Regions from separate parts of the Homo sapiens genome. Here region 2 is linked to region 1. A link is a loop called in an ENCODE intact Hi-C map of the cell type or tissue named here. Cell type or tissue: PC-3. All regions are shown on one strand.

Region 1 (2,500 bases):
CCTTTGTTCTTTGAAATCACAGAGTATCAGAAACTTTGCTGTATGAAATTCTATCAGTAAGAATGAAATATTCCACTCTTGGCCAGGTGACTCTAAGTCACCTTAATACAGAGAAGCAGCCTTAATTGACAACCCAAGTCTAAGGCTTCCGAATGGGGATCTGTGTACACAGCATTCCTCATCTAAACTTTGCAGTTTCCAAGGAAACAGCACTCTAAGGGCATTTTGCAGTTCAGGCCTGACATTGATTTTTTTACACAAGCCCTGTTTTGCTTTGAGTTGTCAAAACACTGCTTCATTGAAAGTTTATCTCCACCCTTCCCCCAAATCCTACATAAACTGTCCTTTGAGGGCAGGCGTGGTGGCTCATGCCTGTAATCCCAGCACTTTGGGAGGCTGAGGCAGGCGGATCACTTGAGGTCGGGAGTTCTAGACCAGCCTGGACCCGTCTCTACTAAAAATACAAAAATTAGCAAGGCGTGGTGGCAGGCGTCTGTTATCCCAGCTACTGGGAGGCTGAGGCAGGAGAATCATTTGAACCTGGGAAGCGGAGATTGGAGTGAGCCCAGATCATGCCACTGCACTCTAGCCTGGACAAGAGCAAAACTCCCTCTCAAAAAAAAATAAATAAATAAAATAAAACACACACACAGAAAAACAAACAAAAAACTGTCCTTTGGTCCTCTGGTGTACAGTCTACCTCATTGCAACGGGTTAATAAACCTGACTTTCTCAGATTCCAAGTCTGTGCCTGAATGGGCTAGGACTGCATCGCAATCTATGAGAACCCTGCTGGTCTCAAAAAGGCTACATAACAATCTGTTTAGTATAGTATTTGGGATATGACTATACAGGTGTTGCAGGGAAAAACATTTAGCAAATTTATGCCTGAGATTCAGTTTCTTAATAAATATAGTCATTTGTTAGCTTAAAACTTAATTCTGTCCTTGAATTATGATTATTAAAATGTGAAAATAGCATTTTAAGAGCCTTAAAGTCTGCTTTAAAAGAAAAGTAAGATATGGGACCAGGCATGGTGCCTCACACCTGTAATCCCAGCAGTTTGGGAAGCCCAGGTGGGAGGATTGCTTGAGCCCAGGAATTTGAGACCAGCCTGGGCAACATAGTGAACCCTTGTCTCTAAAAAAAAAAAAAAAATTGTTTTTTAATTAGCAAGGCATGGTGGGCACACCTATAGTCCCAGCTACTTGGGAAGCTGAGAGGGAGGATTGCTTGAGCCTGGGAGGTAGAGGCTGCAGTGAGCCATGACTGCACCACTGCACTCCAGCCTGCTCAACAGAGCAAGACTCTGTCTTGAAAATATATACACGGAAAATTTGCATTCAGAGAAAAAAAATTCTCAGAGTTTGGTCAAAGAAAGTTAGCCTCACAGGGCTGAATTCCTGGCCAATTCATACTAATCCTGTAAGACTTGGCTCAAACATTCTCTCTTCTTGAAAGCTGTCCCTAATCCTTCTCTTCTATACTCTGGTGGCACCTGCTGTTATATTTGTGCCATGGCACACGCCAACCACAATATTGGGGTTGTTGGTTTACCTGTTTTCCCTGTTCATCTCAACTCATTGAGAGCAGAGCCCCTGTCACTGATCTGTAAATTGCACCTGGCACACAGGAGGAACTCAATTCATGATGAATAGATGAAGCTGTGAATGGAGGGGAGGTTAGGAGCAAGAAAACCAGTTGGAAGATGGTTGTGATGGTCCACAAGGGATGAACATAACCTGGACACCGTGTTTGACTAGATGAAAAAGTAGATGAGTATGGAACATTATATTTTATTCTATTTTTATTATTTTTTGAGATGGAGTTTTGCTCTTGTTGCCCAGGCTGGAGTGCAGTGGCGTGATCTCAGCTCAATGCAACCTCCGCCTCCCGGGTTCAAGTGATTCTCCTGCCTCAGCCTCCTGAGTAGGTGGGATTAGAGGCGCCTGCCACCACGCCTGACTAATTTTTTTTTCTTTTTTTTTTTGAGCTAGAGTCTGACTCTGTCGCCCAGGCTGGAGTGAAGTGCAGCAGGCTGGTCTTGAACTCCTGACCACAGGTGATCCGCCCACCTCGGCCTCCCAAAGTGCTGGGATTACAGGCATGAGCCACTGCGTCTGGCCTAATTTTTGTATTTTTAGTAGAGACAGGGTTCCGCCATGCTGGCCAGGCTGGTCTTGAATTCCTGACATCAGGTGATCTGCCTGCCTTGGCCCCCCAAAGTGCTGGGATTACAGGTGTGAGCTACCGCGCCCAGCCTTGGAACATTTTAAAGGAAGAAGAGGCTGGGTGTGGTGGCTCACGCCTGTAATCCCAACTGGGAGGCCGAGGCTGGAGGATCACTTGAGGTCAAGAGTTCAAGATCAGCCTGGCCAATATGGTGAAGCCCTGTCTCCACTAAAAATACATAAATTACCCAGGAATGGTGGTGGATGCCTGTAATCCCAGCTAGTTGGGAGGCTGTTGCTAGAGAATCGCTTGAACCTAGGAGGCAGAG
Region 2 (2,500 bases), 260 kb before region 1:
ACCTGTTTTATATATTGGGTTATTTATCTAATTTGAATGAAAAGTTCACAAGCTGTGTGTCTAGCTTCATTCTCCCTTTTACATATGAGAAAGTGGAAGTCCAGTGAGACAAGGAGTTTTGCCCAAGACTGCATATAGCTCATGTGTCATGGAGACAGGCCTAGAATTCAGGGTCCAAACCCCAACACAATGTCCTTTCTACTATTCTCAGGAATTCCAAACAAGTATAGTTTCCAGAACACATGTTCCTCATGGAAAGTACCAAGAATTTCTCTGCTGCTGAAGACTGCACCCATGGGAAATGCTCTGCAGAGGTGCTCATTTCCTTATTAATTGGAACTCCTTTGATTTCAAGTGACAGAAATCCACTGAGACAGCTTAGGCCAAAAAGGGAGACTCTATTATAAGGGATTCATGGAACTCAGGGCAGGAATACAGCTGGACCCCAGGTATGTACTGGAACCAAGGATTCCAGTAGCTTTGGAAATCTCTCTCCACATTCTACTTTGGCTTTTTCTGTACATCTACTTCATCTTCTACTCTTTGCAGGCCAGACTTTTCTACTTTGCTATTCATATGGCAGAAGACAGAGTCCTATCAGCCCCCAGGGTTTATGTTCTGAGGCTCCTGCGCCCCCCCAGCACACACTCATTTTTTGGTCAGTTTTAATGGAATGTCATTTATATGCAATAAAATGGACTCTTTGTCAAGTGTATAATCCATGAGTTTTGGCAAATGTATACAGTCATGCAACCACCACCGCAATTAAAATGTAAGAGTTCTATCATCCCAAAAATCCTTTGTGCTCTTATCAGTTAATCTCTTTCCCCAACTTTCAGCTCTGGAATCTGTTTTCCATTAGTAGCACTTTGACTTTTCTAGAATTTCATATAAATAAAACCATAACAGCATGTAGTATGACTTTTCTTAATCAACATAATGTTTTAGAGATATATCCATTTTCCTGCTTTGAGTACTGGTGGTTAGTTCCTTTTTGTTGCTCAGTAATGTTACATTGTATAAATACACCACAATTGGTTTATCCATTGTTGATGGACATTTGGATTGTTTCCAGTTTGGGGCTACTGTGAATTAAGCTGCTATGGGCGTTCAGGTACAGGTCTTTGTGTGGACATATGTTTATGTTTTCATTTCTCTTGGGTAAATACTTAGACATGGGATTGCTGAGTCACATTTTAATGTGTGTTTAACTTTATAAGAAACTCAAAGAGGCTTTGTTTTCCAAAGTGGCTGTACCATTTTGTGTTTCATTAGTAATATATACTGCTTCACACCCTCTCAAACAGTTGGTATGGTCAGTCTTTTTAACTTTAGTCATTCTAATAGGCATTCTAGTGGTATCTCATTGTATTGTCTTAATAAATAATGTTTAGAATCTTCTCATGTGTTTCTTTGCCATCCATATCTCTTGTTTGGTAAGGAGTTTAATTCCTTGGTCAGTTTTTGGAGGGTTCTTTGTTTTCTTCTTGAGTTGTAAGAGTGTTCACATGTTCTAGATATAAGTCACTTATCAAATATGTGTTTTGCAAATATCTTCTCCCAGACTGTGGCTTGTCTTTTTTATTTTCTTAACAGTACATTTCAAAAAGCAGTTTTTAATTTTTGTGAAGTCTAAATTTATCCATTTTTTCTCTTATGTTTCCTACATATTGTGTCCAATCAAAGAAATCTTTGTCTGATCCAAGGTCACAAAGATTCTTTTCTGTGATTTCTCCCGGAAGCTTACAGCTTCCATCAGTGATCCCCTCTAAGTCCATGTTTACCTATAGTGCATCTCTCACTTGCTCTGACTCACACTCTTTCTCTCCCTCCCCCAGACCTAATTATCTGGGTGAGACTCTGACTGGGGAACTTGGGTCAGGTGTTTACTCATAAACCAATCTATATGGCCAGAACCAGGGAAAAGTCTCTTGACCCGAGCTTGATCACAGCCAGCTCTGGTCCAGTCAAGAGCATCCAGAGCTCCAGGGTTCTGTGCAAAATATGGCTGCCATGAGGCCCATGTGGTTGCAGAGAGGAGATCAGTAACCAGAGAATGGGGATGCAATATAGATTATATTAGGATATATTAGGGAAGATAATCTAATAAGTGTCTACATACCCTGCAATCTGGCTCTATCCATTTTAAGCAATTAACCTGGAATATTACAAGGCTTCTTATTAATTGAATGGACAGATCTTACCAAGATTCAAACACAATTTTTCCCATTGATAACCAAACTCCTAGTCATGCTTGTATCCCTAACCTACTAAAATACCACCACCATTGTGAAGACTGTGGGGAACCCTTAGCAGAGTTAATATGACTACAGCACTTAAAACATATTTGCCATCTCCAAAAAACAGTTAGCTCCTTGTGATCAAGAACCTTATGCTGTTTGTATCTATCTCAACAGCTAGTTTAATTCGTGACATGCAATATTTTGGGGTAGTTGTTGAATGCTGGGTTTGCCCTATACTATTTGTCAAATAATGTGTT

The links. A loop is a pair of places that touch in the nucleus more often than their neighbours do. Peaks named below come from ENCODE experiments on the same cell type or tissue, not always from the same donor. Only the 100,000 strongest peaks of a DNase experiment are listed, where the experiment ranks them.
Region 2: a loop joins it to region 1, with 3 times the contacts of the local background. A loop is called at or near these places in 1 of 110 quality-filtered maps.

The regions. Positions count from the first base shown.
Region 1 is chr14:34,497,480-34,499,979 of GRCh38, forward strand. No RefSeq gene overlaps it. Among named protein-coding and RNA genes, the nearest start is that of SPTSSA, 36 kb to the left of the region's middle. RefSeq lists an enhancer at 1-256 and a silencer at 1,490-1,589. In PC-3, a CTCF peak has its summit at 1,504; a DNase peak (open chromatin) is centred at 1,502; H3K4me3 peaks cover 224 bases; H3K27ac peaks cover 1,426 bases.
Region 2 is chr14:34,236,087-34,238,586 of GRCh38, forward strand. No RefSeq gene overlaps it. Among named protein-coding and RNA genes, the nearest start is that of EGLN3-AS1, 200 kb to the left of the region's middle. In PC-3, no CTCF peak of the experiment used is centred here; a DNase peak (open chromatin) is centred at 1,135; H3K27ac peaks cover 1,818 bases.